2 separate regions of the Homo sapiens genome follow, and region 2 is linked to region 1. A link is a loop called in an ENCODE intact Hi-C map of the cell type or tissue named here. Cell type or tissue: IMR-90. All regions are shown on one strand. Each heading gives the region's core, and the rest is flanking DNA. Links, peaks and the distances in the headings are about the cores only.

Region 1 (8,397 bases), core at 1,114-6,113:
CCTCCCGAGTAGCTGGGATTACAGGCATGTGCCACCAAGCCCGGCTAATTTTGTATTTTTAGTAGAGACAGGGTTTCTCCATGTTGGTCAGGCTGGTCTCAAACTCCCGACCTCAGGTGATCCACCCACCTCAGCCTCCCAAAGTGCTGGGATTATAGGCGTGAGCCACTGTGCCCGGCCAAAAATTTTTTTAAACATATAGCTATTTCTATTAAAATTATAATTTGTCATTTTGTTTTCTAGGTAACTTTTTTTTAAGATCTTAAGAGTCACTAACTACTGAAAAAATTTCTTGAGAGTTTTATCTTAATGTAAAAATATATACTAATCACTCAAACTACTTTTCTCAGTCATGACCCCCATATTCTGGCAGCTACTTTAAAGATTTGAGACAGAGATACTGATATATGAGACAAAATTTGATTTTCTCTTGGTCTCATCCTAAAGAATGTTGTTGGGACTGACATGGTATCTCATTCTAGTTTTCATCTGCATTTCCCTAATGACTAATGACGTTGAACAGCCTTTGGAATAGCTATAGTTTTGAAAACACAAAGTCCTTATAAAAGTAAGCATGCTGTAATACAGAATCTAAAAATCTTTACAGTAGCCTATCCAGATAATATTCAATAAAGCATATGAGGTTTTCTCATGACCACAAAATTCAGAAACTAATATCATGGCATTAAGAGAGAATATATTTTTTAAAACCCTACCTTTTCTCGCTGAAACCAAGCCCGCCAATCCTGAAACTGTAATAACTCCCATTTTCGGAAGAAAATCTCGAGGAGGATTCTTCAGATAGACATAAGCATCTCAAGAAATCAGTTAAAAATTAACATGAATAACTGAATTCTACTGGATATTCTATACAGTTATAATGCAGGAAGGTTAAAGAGATTTGCTAAGATAATAATGAGGTTTAAATATTCTTCAAAAGAGCTACATATAATGACAATATGAGTAGCAAGCTAAAAAACTAGATATATTTACTTGTTACAAAATAAAATTTTCCTTCCGTAGCTGATTTAATATTTCTTTTCCTAATGATACTGACGGTTATTACTATAAAGAAATGTAATGCTAGAGGGCACATCTTAATATGGGTTACTATAAGGTAAATTTCTGACTGCGTATGTATTATATCTCTATGATGAACTTCTGCCCTTATCTGTTCAAACACTGGTAGCCTCCAATAAGAAATGAAATAGATACTTTATTAAGGAGTTTTGAATAATAGTTTAAGGATATACACAGCTACTAGACCTTGCTTGCCACTACTCCCTAATAACCTCAGGACAGCCACTGCTGTTGGTTAAAGTCAATCATCAGTGAGCCTAGACAAAAAGTAGATGAAGAGTAGTTCTTGGCTTTCTATATGTTGAATTTGTTTCTGGTTCCAAAAGTACACTTTTCTATCATAGTTAATTATTTAATGGCAATCACATATTTAATCCTATTCCTCATGATTGATGAGGAATATAATTTTGAATTTATTCCTAATACATTAAATAATGACAATTCAAATACAGGTCATCAACTTCATGGAAACATTCAACATTTTAGCTCATCTTTCTATCTCCTATACATATTTATTATGACAACTGGCATAAGCCAAGAATATTACAAAGCTATATCTGTTGCCAAACACCATTAACAAGCTAAAGAGTCAAGTATAATTGCTTTTTAACCATTAGCTTAAATATTCCAGGGTTAGTGATTGCTATAACATTTCCTAGCAATTGACAGCAAAATACAATGTATTTTAACAGCAAGTAGCACTTAAACTAATTAGCAACAATGGAGACATGTTTTTAATTTATGCTTTATGATATATAATATAGACTTTGTAGTTAAAACAGACCTCAGTTTGTATCCTGGCACTACCACTTACAGTTACGTAAGCTCGATAACCTACTTAACCTTCCTAAACCTCAGTTGCCCTCATCTGTAAAATGGGAATAATTATAATACCAATACTAACATAATTGTGACAAAAATTATGTAAAATGCTAAGTACAACACCTTAGCCAATAATAACTGCTGAATAATGAATATTACTGCTTTGCTATTAATCAATAATCAACAAATAATCAATAAATTAATCAATAAATTGCTATAGAGAGTACCTTCTGAGTTGGTAAATGCATGATAATGGGTAACATACCAAGTTTATTTTTCTCACATTTAAACAATGCAATTTAAAAACACAATAAAACATTTCTAATTATCTACTCACCTACCTTTTCCAAATTGTACTGTATCCATTATCCCATTTTTCACAAAGACATAAACACCCTAAGCAAAAAAAAAGGGGGGGAAGACATCTGCATTTTTGAAGCTGTTGATAATGAGATAAAATTGCCTGCATCTCTGAGATTATATTAAAAGGTTGACTTAACATTATGCCCAAATCTAAATCCAGCTTTCCTATGTATTCACTACCAGCTTGTTTTCATTTCCTGCTTTTCATTCTATTTAACATGGATAACATTTATATCATTTTTCTCATATAAATGGATAATGTGCCTATGAAATAATCAGAGCAGAAATGATACTGAAAAAAATATTTATCATCTTATTTTATAATGACCTAGAAAAATAAATGGAATTTAAATAAAGAAGAAGGGAGGTATATTTCAGTTTAGAAGCAACATCTGATTAATAAAGTTGCAATAGCAACAACATAATGATTTGTGGAGGGAAAAAAAGAGCAAAAAGCCTAAAGCAAAGGGCTTCATCTTCCTCCCTTTTCTTAGTGTGCATTAGAATGAGAAAAAAATCTAAATTACCTCAGGACAGAAATCATCCTACATAGACCAGTGTTTATCCTGTTTTTAAATCGGAACATAAATTCTCTAGAAATCAAAACTATGTTAATACATCAGAGGAATTAAAGTTTTAAAGCAAATCTTTAACTTTACCTGTTTCTAACTGATTTATTTTAGTGCAAAAGAGTGTTAAATATATTTATTGAGTGCTAGGTATTACCTCACTTAGATAAGAAAAAAAAGGAAGTCACAAAATGATTTACTCGTGGTCATATTGTACTCTGTTGATGGAACCAGAAAACACAATCCTTCTCTGAACTAGCTGCTATGAAACCATGGGATAAAAACAAGAACAAAAGAGACTTTCAAAGCAGAGAAAACAGATATTATTATATTGGACAGGGAAGAAATAAGTTTTTGTTATAGAGATAGCTTGGTTTTGTAATTTTGTCTTACATATTTTAATGGTTATCAGAGAGATGCAGAGGTTCATCTTGGTTTAAAATTGTACAAATCAGCATAAACGCTAACTGCTATTGAACTACTTTTCTGTAGGGACTGTCTTGAGAATATTTCACCTTCAAAGTTAAAATACCTATTGACCAGTCGATTGGGAATCATTTAACCATTAAGGAAGAAAATTAGTCATCTTTCAAAAAAAATTTTTCTTAGCTCTGCTAAGGAATTCATTTTTACCACATGGGGTCAGTGCTACCTAAATTTCAAAACACTAAGCTAGCAGGAGTAGAAATTGAATTTGCTCTACATGATTCAAGCTTTAATGTGGAACGAATTTGAGTCAGACATAATTTTTAAAGAATGGATTACATTTTTAGGGGAAAATTAGGAAAAAAAATTGTTTACATTTAGGACAAAATGCACTGGAAATTGCCTTTCTTCAACCTATTTGTTTGAGCATATTAATGGAATAAAACATTCTTTTGAATCTTAAATTGGATGACAGTTACAATAGCAATTTAAAGACCTCTCAGGAACATTTTATCTCACTGAAGAAAAATTTCAGAACATTATGGAAAATTACATCTCAGGAGGCTTAAGTCTGAATCATCTAGCTATTGGCACATAGTCATAGGGGCATGATTCAGACCATAATTGGTTAAGGTATTTCCCTCTTAGATCAAACTATTAATAGTGTGTAGTACAACTAGTACCATAAGAATTGTATGACAAACACAAGTTTTCAAAAATAACATCATGTACTTATCAGATATTTGAAATATTATCTGGAATTACCAGAGTTCATTGATTTGGTATTTCACCTAAGCACAAATTATTTTTCATAAGTTCATTAGATTTCTTTTTAAAGATAATGGATAGAAACTAAAAAGAACAATGATTCACCATCAGGCTATATTTGGGGAAAAGTCGCATGGTTACTAGGTTAGAATGATGAAAACACTGGTACCAACATTAAGATACTGACACTGGAGATGCTAACACAATGATGTTTATGTGATGATAATGAAACATTAGTGTTGCATCAGCTTACTCCACCACTCTGCTGATGGATATTGCTGATTGAAGGCTAAGCATTAAAGTCACGTGTATTCTACTTTGCCCAATAGCTTACTGTAGTTAGAATGGTCTTATGAGCTAACGCCAACAAGTAAATAACACTTTACTTAGCCAAAGAAGAAAATATTCAGAAGTAATCTCAGAACTTCACATAAAAAGTGAGTGACACTGTGTACATGCTAGGTGACATAAATCCTTGCTGAACTACTTTAATCTATGCAGTAGTGGTAGAGTAGGTTCAATATAGCCACAAATTATTTGCTGCTACTTCTACTGAGAGTTGGCATCTAATTCCCTTCCCTTTAAAACTGAGCTGGCCTTAGTGACTTAACAATAGAATGCTGTAGAAGTGACTTTCTTGGATATCTGATGATAGGCAAAAAGCCTGGCAAATTCTGCCTAGGGCCACTTGTAACATTGTCTTTAGGAGCCCTGAATTACCCAAGTAAGTTATATCTGACCTATTTGAGATCACCATGCTTGAGAGGCCACGTGTAGGTGTTCTAGTCAATAATCCCAGCTGAACCCAGTCATCCAGCCATCCTTAACAAGGTGCCAGAGATGCAAATAAAGCTGTCTTGGACTGTCTAGATCAGCTCATTTGCCAGATGAACCCCACTGGGCCACCTCTGTCAATGCCACATGCAACAGACAAATCACCTGTCTGAACTCAGATCAAATTCATGACTTACAAAATCATAAGATGTAATATAATGGTTGTGGTTTTAAGCCATTAAGTTTTGGATTAGTTTTCTACACATCAGTAGGTAACTGGAACAATTAATCAGAAATCTCTGATATTAAACCACTATCAGAATTGACTTACCTTGCACCAGCCAATGTAACAACCAGTTGCAGTGCGGATGGAAGCAAAGCCCATTTGTAAATGACCAGGCTGCTCTTCAACATATTTAGACTGGAGCGGTGGTGCAGTATATATGGGGAGCTACAGGCAAAAAATGTTCATGTCAAAAACATAAAATAGCTGGACTGTCCATAACAGCGGTATGGCAGAACAGGAATCCTCATCAGCCTTCTTTCTAAAAACAACTAAAAATGCTGATAAAATACTTTTAAAAAACCATCTTAAATACAGGAATGATGTGGTAAACTGTTTATAAAGACCGTTTAAAACCCAGAAATTAAAAGATGCCAAATATAATATAATCCAATGGTTCTACTCCTATGTATATTTAGAGAAACTACTGTCTTTGCACACCCAGAGTTAGTATAATAACGTTCACAGCAACATTTTAATTACAACCAACCCAATGTCCATCCACAGTAAAATGGATCCTTTGGGGTATATTCGTACAAAGAAATATTAGAAATTAGGGGGTAAATATAAAAATTACAGCAACATGGAAAAATTTGGATGAATTTCAGGAATATAAGGTTACTTAAAAAAAACATTGCTTAGCAATACAGACATATAAGGTAAAATTAAAAAGTAAAGGAGGGGAATAATAGTAAAAATTCAGGGTAATGGTAACCTCTGAATGGAATGAAATGGAAACACAGAGGATTTTGTTTTCCTTTAAATTGGGTGCTAGGTATACGGTTGTACATCATTATCATCATCATATTATTATTCATACCTTTCATATTTTGAACAGCCTTTTGATTCTAATTAGTATTTAATAAAAACAAACATACACAAAAGAACAATGAAAAACTTAACCAGGTAGGGACTTACTTCCTTTAAAAAAAAATTTTTTTTTTTTTTTTGCTTTTATATTTAGGGTATAAATCCTCCTATGAAGCCTGGTGTTTGAGGAAGATAGAACTGGGAAGAATCAAGTTTACAAATCAACATCAAGGGAACTAGATGATTAATGACTTTGGATTTGCTCCTCTACCAACAACAAACATGAAACTATAGTTAACACTATATTGTTTTCTTGAAAAATGCTAAGAGTGGGTATAAAATGTCCTCAACACAAAAATGATAACTATTCAAGGTAATACATATGTAAATTAGACAGATTTAGTCATTCCACAATGTATATATACTTCAAAGCATCATGCTGTACAAGGTAAATGCATACAATTTTATGTCAGTTTTTTTATCTAAAGTTAAAAAATAAATAAAACATAAGACAGTGTGAGTTTGGTAAAGCTTTTCCAGTAGTAAGTCAGAAAAGTCTTGTTTTACCATTAAATGACTCTTTACTACCCATACCAGGATTAAAGAGTTAGTGTTTTATCTTTCTGGACTAATGCTTAAATTCACCACATTGGCAACTATGTATAATTAGGAAGGTGAGAGATGCATATCTTATTAAAGATGCGTTTTATATATAAAAAGCAGGTGCACTGCAAATAGGCAAGTTTCCTCTCTCCCCTAGAAAGGAGAGGTATATGTGGATGTACTGGTGTCAGAGTGGGCAACGTTATTTACTTACATGTTTGTCCATCATGTTTCTATCCTCTTTATTATTTACACATCCCAATTCCAAACTTTATTACACTCATTGTTCTTATTCTCTCTCCTCTGTCCCCATCAAAACCTGCTGATTAAGTTGTTTTTTGTTTGTTTGTTTGTTTTTTGAGACGGTCTTGTTTTGTCATCCAGTCTAGAGTACAGTGGCATGAACACAGCTCACTGTAGCCTCAACCTCCCGGGCTCAAGCAATCCTCTCACCTCAGCATCCCGAGTAGCTGGGACTACAGGCACACCCCCAACAAACCCGGCTAATTTTTGTATTTTTTTTGTAGAGATGGGGTTTCACCCTGTTGCCCAGACTGGTCTCCAATTCTTGAGCTCAAGCAATCCGCCCGCCTTGGCATCCTAAAGTGCTGGGATTACAAGCATGAGGCACTGCGCCTCACGGGTTCAGGTTCTTTATCTGTTTGTTGCCTATTATAAACAAAATTTTGTATATGTAGTTTTCTAGGAAGAGCATTCAAAGTTTTTATCAGACTCTCAAAGGGGTCAGAATGGTTAAGAACCAGTGTTTTAAAGTATTTTCCTTCTAAGGCATAGGCATAGTTGAAACGTTTATGATGATAGGATTTCAGCTCTACTTTAAGAATTTTAAGAGCTAGCCAGTAGCATGTTACTATAGCCTCCATTGAGAAAAGCATTCTCACTACAAATTTTAGAGACCTTGGGGCTTAAATGCCACTTATTGTATAGATAGAACTTGTATGTTCTCATTTAGAAATTATGATTACATTGAGTAAGCTATAAAACCACATTTAAAATTAAATTGAACCAAAGTAACTAAAACTCTCAAATCAGTATTTTTCTGTTATTTCTCAGTGACAACAAGCAAATGGCAAGAAAATAAGTATAATTCATCTCATAGAGGGATTTTAAAAAGAAATGTCCAGGGATGTCTAGGGCTGGCTGTATACATGCATTCCAATTGCCAGTCATTTTACTGATCTGAATACTACAGATTTCATGGTTAAAAAAAATGATTGTCTCATGGTGCTACAGAGTTTTCTATTAAAGGGAGATTTAATTATGTTCACTAGATGGCATATAAGGCAGGAATATATTGAGAATATTTAAAAAGATGTTTAGTGAGAAGAGTTGAACTAAAACAGATTTTCTGTTTAGCTGCAAGTTTACCAAAAGATTCAAACAACCAAATAACCAGAACACTTCATTCATAAAGTATTCTGGTTTAGTAGAAGTGTTATTACAGATTTAAACAGAAGTATAGCTCACTTTACACAATAAAAGTAGCTAGAAATGTTGCGCATAAATCACATTTTAATCCCTTCAGAAATTCTACATTCCTCAAGGACTAGATCCTGACTTTGTGTATAGTTCCTAGCACATAGCTGGCAACAAACTTTGTTTGATAAGTAATTCAATTAAATGATATTTAAAATGTACTTGGGGAATACAATAAATACCAAGGAATACTGCATATTCCATAATAAGCAGCACTACTTTATTTTAAAATTTCAAAAATTAAATTCAGCCATTAGGGATTTATCTTCCTACCTAGATTTGAGCTGTCCAGATATGGGAGTGTCAAGGAAGCCTTAAAATCAACATCCTCCTAAGATTAATAAACAGAAAAAATAAAAAAATACTTAGAATCAGTTAGCGGGTAGGGAAATGAGTCTACCC
Region 2 (8,397 bases), core at 1,921-6,920, 1.1 Mb after region 1:
TAAAAAGAAAATTAAAGATCAATATCCCTGATGAGGATAGTTGCAAAAATTATCAACAAGGTCTAGCAAACCAAATCCAAAAACCTGTTGAAAACATAAAATACCATGATCTCATGGATTTTATTCCAGGCATGTGAGGATGGTTCAACATTCATAAGTCAATAAATAATTTACCACATAAACAGCACTGAAAAAAAAATGTGTGGTCATCTCAATTGATGCAGAAAAGCATCAGATATAATTTAACATTCTTTCATAATAAATACCCAAAACAAGTCAGCATAGAATGAACATACCTGATAAGAATAAAATCAATATATGAAAACTCACAGCCAACATTATACTGAATGGAGAATAGTTGAAAGCATTTCCACTAAGAATTGGAACAAGAAAAGGCTATCCACTTTCACCACTCCTATGCAACATAGTACTGGAAGTCCTAGCCAGAACTATTTGACAAGAGAAAGAAAAAAAAAATGCATCTAAATGGAAAGAAAATGAAAGATTTGTTTTGGCTGATATGATCTTAGAAAACTCTAAAGAATCCTCACAAGACTCCTGAATTTGATAAATGAATTAAGTAAAGTCTCAGATACAAAATCAACATACAAAATTAGTAGCATTTCTATACACCAATAACTACCAGGCTGAGATTCAAATCAAGGAATCAGTCCCATTTACAACAGCTGCAAAAAATCGAAAACACCTCACAGTACAATTAATGTAAGAGGTAAAACATCTCTAAAAGAAAAACTATAAAAAACCAAACAAAGAAATAATACATCATATAAACAGAGAGGAAAACATCTCATGCTCATGGATTAGAAGAATCAATATGGTTAAAATGACCAAGCTGCCGAAAGTAATGTACAGATTCAATGCAATTGCTATCAAAATACCAGTGTCATTTTTTACAAAATCAGAAAAGAATTATTCTCAAATTTATAGGGAACCAAAAAAGAGCTGATATAGCCGAATCAGTATTAAGCAAAAAGAACAAAGCCAGAGGCATCACATTATTTGACTTCAAATTATATCACAAGCGTATAGTAATCAAAACAGCATGCGGCTGGGTGCGGTGGCTCACACCTGTTATCCCAGCACTTTGGGAGGCCGAGGCGGGCGGATCACGAGGTCAGGAGATTGAGACCATCCTGGTTAACATGGTGAAACCCCGTCTCTACTAAAAATACAAAAAAATTACCCGGGCGTGGGGGCAGGCGCCTGTAGTCCTAGCTACTCGGAGGCTGAGGCAGGAGAATGGTGTGAACCCGGGAGGCAGAGCTTGCAGTGAGCTGAGATCATGCCACTGCACTCCAGCCTGGGCGACAGAGTGAGACTCTGTCTCCAAAAAAAAAAAAAAAAAAAAAAAAAAAAAGCAACACCACCACACCACCAAAAAAACCCTGCATGCTACTGATATAAAAATAGATACATAGATCACTGGAACAGAATAGAGACCTCAGAAATAATGCCTCACACCTTCCCTTAACGTATCTTTGACAAAGTAGGCAAAAACAATGGAGAAAGGATACCCTATTTAATATATGGTGTTTGAAAAGTTGGATAGTCATAGGCAAAAGAATAAAAGTGGATCTCTATCTCTCATCATATACAAAATTAAACTCAAAATGGAATAATGACTTAAATGTAAGATCTGAAACTAAAATTTCTTGAAGAAAACCTAGAAAAAACTCTTCCCAACACTGGCCTAGGACAAGAATTTATGGCTGAGATCTCAAAAGCAAATGCAATGAAAACAAAAGTAGAGAAATGAGACTTCATTAAACTGAAAAGCTTCTGCACAGCGAAATAAATAATCAACCAAATAAAGAGTCAACCTACAGAATGAAAGAGAATATTTGCAAATTATGCATCTGAGAACAAACTTTCCTGTTTTCATGGAACTAATTAGTAATTATTTTCTTGCAGAAAAATAGCTTCTTTTGTCATTTCCTATAAGGCAGGACTGGTGGTGATAAAATCCTTTAGCTGTTTTTTTGTTTTGTTTTGTTTTGTTTTTGTCTGAAAAATTCTTTATTTCTCCCTCATTTCTGTAAAACAGCTTTGCCGTTCAAAGTATTCTTGGTTTACAGTCTTGTTTTGCTTTTAGCACATTCTTACAATTTCTTGGCCTACAAGGTTTCTGCAGAGAAATCCTCCAATAGTCATATTGGTGCTCCCTTAATATTTGATATGCTTATATTCTCTTGGTGCTTTCAGAATTCTTATCTGTCTCTGGATTTTGATAGCTTCATTATAATATGTCTTAGTGAACTCTTCTTTGGGTTAAATTTTATTGGAGAATTCTGAGCTTCCTATACCTAGATATTTACATCATGTCCCAGATTTGGGAAGTTTTCAGCTATTATTCCTTTAAATAAGCTTTCTGGTACAAATTATCTCTCTTCTCCTCATGTAAATACAGTTAGCTCTCTATATTTGCAGGTGCTACATCAACATATTCAACCAATCATGGACAAAAAATATTTAAAAAAAGGAAAAATAACAATACATCAATAAAAAATAAAAAAATACAGTACAGCAAGTGTTTGTATGACATTTACATAGTGTTAGGTATTGTAAGTATTCTAAAGATGATTTAAAGTATATGGGACAATGTGCTCAGGTTATAGGCAAATACTATAATATCTTATATAAGAGACTTAAGCATCCATAGGATTCAGTATCTCTGAGGCATTCTGAAGCCAATTTCACATGGATATCAAGGGGAAAAACATATTATTATTGGAATGTTTGCTCTCTTGATGGTGTGCCATAAACCCTGTAGATTTTCTTCAATTCTTTTTATTTTATCCTCTGACTAAATGATTTCAAATGACATTTCCTTGAGTTTGTTTATTATTTCTTCTGCTAAATCTAGTCTTCTGTTAAAGCTGTCTATTGCAATTTTAATTCAGCCATTTTCTCCTTCAGCCCCCAAATTTCTGCTTTTTAAAAAATATTAATATTTGTAATCTCTTTGTTTAGTTTCTCATTTTGTTTTTGTATTGATTTCCTGATTTTATTAAGTTTTTTATACATGTTCTCTTGTAACTTGCTGAGTTTCTTTAAAACAATCTTTTAAGTGGGTCCTCTGCACTTTCAGATTTATTTTTCTTCATGAATAGTTGCCACATTGTTTATCTTTGTTGAGGAAAGAAAGACTATCTCATAGCCCACCACCATGCACTGATAGTTTCCATCTCTTTGTCGGTTATTGTAATTTTGGCTTTTGCATTCTTTATATGATTTTATTTAGATTTCTCTCATCTGACAAAGGGCTAATATCCAGAATCTACAATGAACTCAAATTTACAAGAAAAAAACAACCCCATCAAAAAGTGGGCAAAGGACATGAACAGACACTTCTCAAAAGAAGACATTTATGCAGCCAAAAAACACATGAAAAAATGCTCACCATCACTGGCCATCAGAGAAATGCAAATCAAAACCACAATGAGATACCATCTCACACCAGTTAGAATGGCGATCATTAAAAAGTCAGGAAACAACAGGTGCTGGAGAGGATGTGGAGAAATAGGAACACTTTTACACTGTTGGTGGGACTGTAAACTAGTTCAACCATTGTGGAAGTCAGTGTGGCGATTCCTCAGGGATCTAGAGCTAGAAATACCATTTGACCCAGCCATCCCATTACTGGGTATATACCCAAAGGACTATAAATCATGCTGCTATAAAGACACATGCACACGTATGTTTATTGTGGCTCTATTCACAATAGCAAAGACTTGGAACCAACCCAAATGTCCAACAATGATAGACTGGATTAAGAAAATGTGGCACATATACACCATGGAATACTATGCAGCCATAAAAACTGATGAGTTCATGTCCTTTGTAGGGACATGGATGAAATTGGAAATCATCATTCTCAGTAAACTATTGCAAGGACAAAAAACCAAACCCCGCATGTTCTCACTCATAGGTGGGAATTGAACAATGAGAACACATGGACACAGGAAGGGGAACATCACACTCTGGGGACTGTTGTGGGGTGGGGGGAGGGGGGAGGGATAGCATTAGGAGATATACCTAATGCTAAATGACGAGTTAATAGGTGCAGCACACCAGCATGACACATGTATACATATGTAACTAACCTGCACATTGTGCACATGTACCCTAAAACTTAAAGTATAATAATAATAAAATTAAAAAAATACAGCCTACATATAATGTATATTAACTCAAAAAAAATGTTTTCTTTTACCTTGTCAAGCATCTTTAACACAGTTATTTTACATCTATTGTGAGGTAGCTCATAGAGCTGCATTTCTTTAGGTAGGTTTCTTGAGTTTTATTTTGTTCCTTTCATTGATCCATGTTTTCCTGTTTTTTGTTTTTTGTTTTTTTTTTTTTTTTTTGTATACCTTATAATCTTTTGTTGAGATTTGGGCATTAGAAAACCACCATCTCTCCCAGTATTTAAAGTATAGCTTTGTACAGGGGACAACATTCGCTAATCAGCCTGTTAGAGGTTCTATGAACTCTCAAATATTTTCTGAAAATGTGTCATTTTTGGGCTTGTGCATGTGATTTTAACAGACTCAAATTTCCTGAACTGTCTGCCCTTGCTTCTTCTGGTGTAATCTCTTGCTCCCTCTGGTGTTTGCCTGAGGAGCTGCAGTCCTAACCTGCTGGGTGCGCAACTGTTTTCAATGACTCCCAAACTAGGTCTCCAATCTATTCAGTACTGTGTCAGGCAAAATAAAAAGCAATCACTCTAGTAATCCCTAGACAAACCAGAACATTGGATACATGGTCCACTCTTTTGTTTTCATCCTGAAAGATGGGCCCTAGTATGGGAGATTTCCTTCCAGTTGTAAAGTTTTCTACCCCTTTCACTAAAATTTCTTGTTAGTTTTGTGTCAACTTGTGTGCCTTAGCTTTTCAGCTGTTTTCTAGAATTCTCAAAAAGGTATTCTTGTCTACATTTAGTTGTTATCCTGGTGCCTCTGTGGGGGGAATAAAGACCTGGAGCTACTTAGTCTGTCATCTTGCTGATCAGGCAACTGTTTTTGACAAAGGTGCAAAGGAACCTCAGATGAATACCTTTTTTACATACAAATAGTGATTCTGGAATATTTGTATGAAAAATATAAACCTTGACCGTCACCTTATAGCATATACAAAAATTAACTTGAAATAAATCATAGTTATAAATGTAAACTTAAACCATAAAACTTCTAAAATATAACAGAAAAAGTTTTTCTTATCTTGAATTATGCAAAGGATTTTCATATATGACACCAATAGCATTATCTGTTAGAAGATACAATGACAAATTGGGCATTATCAAAATTAAAAATGACTTCTCTTTGAAAGACATTGTTGATAGAATAAAAAGAGAAGCCATATATGGAGATAAAGTGTTTGCAAACTCATGGATTATAAAGGATCTGCATCCAGAATATGAAAATCAAGTTCTCAGAGCTCAATAATGACAAAACAAATAACCCAGTATAAATGAATCAAATAATTAAATAGATACTTCAATAAAGAGGAGATGCAGATGAAAAATAAGCAATTAAAACAAAGATAAATAGCTGGAACTTAACTGATTTAAAAAGCTTTTGCACAGCAAAAGGAACAGTCAGCAGAGTAAAGAGACAACCTACAGAGTGAGAGAAACTCTTCACAATCTATACATCTGACAAAGGACAAATATCCAGAATCTACAACAAACCCAAACAAATTAGCAAAGAAAAAAACAATACCATCAAAATGTGGGCTAAGGATATGAATAGACAATTCTCTAAAGAAGATACACAAATGGCCAACAAACATGAAAAAATGCTCAACCTCACTAATGATCAGAGAAATGCAAATCAAAACCACAAGGCGATACCACCTCACTCTTGCAAGAATGGCCATAATCAACAAATCAAAAAATAATAGATGTTGGTGTGGCTATGCTGAACAGGGATCACTTCTTCACTGCCAGTGGGACTGTAAACTAGTACAATCACTATGGAAAACAGTGTGGAGATTCCTTAAAGAACTGAAAGTAGAACTACCATTTGATCTAGCAACCCCACTACTGGGTATCCACCCAGAGGAAAAGAAGTCATTATACAAAATGATACTTGCACACACACGTTTATAGCAACACGATTCACAATTGCAAAAATGTGGAACCAACCCAAGTGCCCATTGATCAATGAGTGGATGAAGAAACTGTGGAATATATATATATACACTATGGAATACTACTCAGCCATAAACACGAATGAATTAATGGCATTCACAGCGACCTGGATGACATTGGAGACTATTATTCTAAGTCAAGTAACTCAGGAATGAAAAACCAAATATCCAATGTTCTCACTCATAAGTGGGAGCTAAGGTATGAGAATGCATAGGTATAAGAATGACATAATGGACTTTGGGGACTCAGGGGGAAAGGATTGGAAGGGGGTGAGGAGTAAAAGACTACAAGTTGGGTGCAGTGTATACTGCTCGGGTGATGGGTGAACCAAAATCTTACAAATCACCACTAAAGCACTTATTCATGTAAGCAAATACCACCTGTTTCCCAATAACCTATGGAAATAAAAAATTTAAAAACAAAATAACCAAAAAAGCCTGATAACTGCTAATAGTAAATATTTACTTTCCTTCATTATTTGTATGATGTTTAATGTTTTAAAAAATTGTTTGGTTTTATTTTCTTATTGTGAAAGTATTATATTCTTAGCACAGAACATGTAAAAGAAAACAAAATCTCCTACCGCTTTTTGTATTTTTTTTATTTTCTCTCTATCTCTGTGTGTGTGTGTGTGTGTGTGTGCGCGTGGGTGCACTCATGCACATGACTGTGTGGTAAAGACTCTAAACATAAGATCTACCCTCTTAGCAAATCTGTAAATATATGTTTACATTCATTTTGCAAATGTTTTACCTCGCTTTTTTCTTTTGAAAATTGACCTTTAAATTGCATTGTTTAAAAAGTTTCCTATTCCATTCTCCATTTCTATAATATCAACTTTCTTATTTTTTTGCACAGGAGGGTGACTATAATTAACAGTAAGACATTATATGACATAATAGCCAGACGAGAGTCCTTTGAATGTTCTCACCACAAAAAAATGATGAATGCATAAGATACTGGTGTTAACAATTCTGATTTGATCATATTACAACATATACATGTATTGAAACGCCAAATTTTACCCCATAAAATTGTACAATTAGAATATGTTAACTAAGAAAAAGAAACAGTTTATAATCATATAAAAATGTGTATAAAGTAAAAAAAAAAAAAAAGAGTAGCCACCTGACACAGATCAAGAGATCCTGAGTTTAGCCAATGCCATGATTAAATTAGACATCTATGATGTGCTGGGAAGAAAATGAGTGTAATTTTCATGTGAGAGGAAATAAAAGATAACACCCTTTTTTGGTTCCATATGAACTTTAAAGTAGTTTCTTCCAATTCTGTGAAGAAAGTCATTGGTAGCTTGATGGGGATGGCACTGAATCTATAAATTACCTTGGGCAGTATGGCCATTGAGGTATTATTGACAGATAAAATTTCATATATTTAAAGTGTATGAATTGATGGTTATGTGTACGTATACATTGTGAAATGATCACCACAGTCAAGCCAATAAATACATCCACTACCTCATAGTTACCATTTATGTGTGTGTGTGTGTGTGTGTGTGTGTGTGTGTGTGGTGAAGACACAAGATCAATTCTCTAAGAAAATTTCAAGTGTACAATACAGTATTAACTATACTCAACATGCTGTAAATTACATCACCATAACTTATTCATCTTATAACTGAAAATTTGTACCCTTTGATCAACATCTCCCCATTTCTCCTCCACTCTTATATAGCTCCTGGTAATTATCTTTCTACTCTGCTTCTATAAGACTGATTTTTGGGATTCTACATATAGTTGAGATCATACAGTATTTGTATTTATTTGTCTGACTTATTTTATTTAGCAAAATATCTTTCAAGTTCACCCATTTTGTCACAAATGACATAATCTCCTATATATGTGTACATATATAATTATGTTAATGTAATATGTATGTTATATGAATATATACTTATATATTAATTTTAATATATAAATAATTCCATTTTAATTTTGTTAATATTTAATATATTAATTAATTCCATTCATTAGTTGATGGACAATTAAGTTGTTGCATGTCCTGGCTATTGTGAATAATGCTGCAATAAACATGGGAGTACAGGTATCTATCTCTTCGAGATATTAATTTTATATTCTTTTGTTATCTACCCAGAAGTGGGATTGCTGGATCATATAGTAGATACAATTTGAATTTTTTCAGGAACCTTTATATTGTTTTTCATAGTGGCTGCATTATTTTACATACCCACCAACAGTATACAA

Evidence for each region. A loop is a pair of places that touch in the nucleus more often than their neighbours do. Peaks named below come from ENCODE experiments on the same cell type or tissue, not always from the same donor. Only the 100,000 strongest peaks of a DNase experiment are listed, where the experiment ranks them.
Region 2: it touches region 1 in a loop (6-fold over the local background); 1 of 110 quality-filtered maps calls a loop at or near these places.

What each region holds. Positions count from the first base shown.
Region 1 is chrX:85,048,245-85,056,641 of GRCh38, reverse strand. It overlaps APOOL (apolipoprotein O like), which reads right to left. Exons shown (of 9, transcript NM_198450.6): 3 at 5,134-5,253; 4 at 2,244-2,298; 5 at 717-815. Among named protein-coding and RNA genes, the nearest start is that of APOOL, 49 kb to the right of the region's middle. In IMR-90, for the core only: a CTCF peak has its summit at 3,467 (motif pointing right); DNase peaks (open chromatin) are centred at 3,491 and 3,851; H3K27ac peaks cover 375 bases.
Region 2 is chrX:83,912,954-83,921,350 of GRCh38, reverse strand. No RefSeq gene overlaps it. Among named protein-coding and RNA genes, the nearest start is that of CYLC1, 56 kb to the right of the region's middle. In IMR-90, for the core only: a CTCF peak has its summit at 4,634 (motif pointing left); no DNase peak of the experiment used is centred there.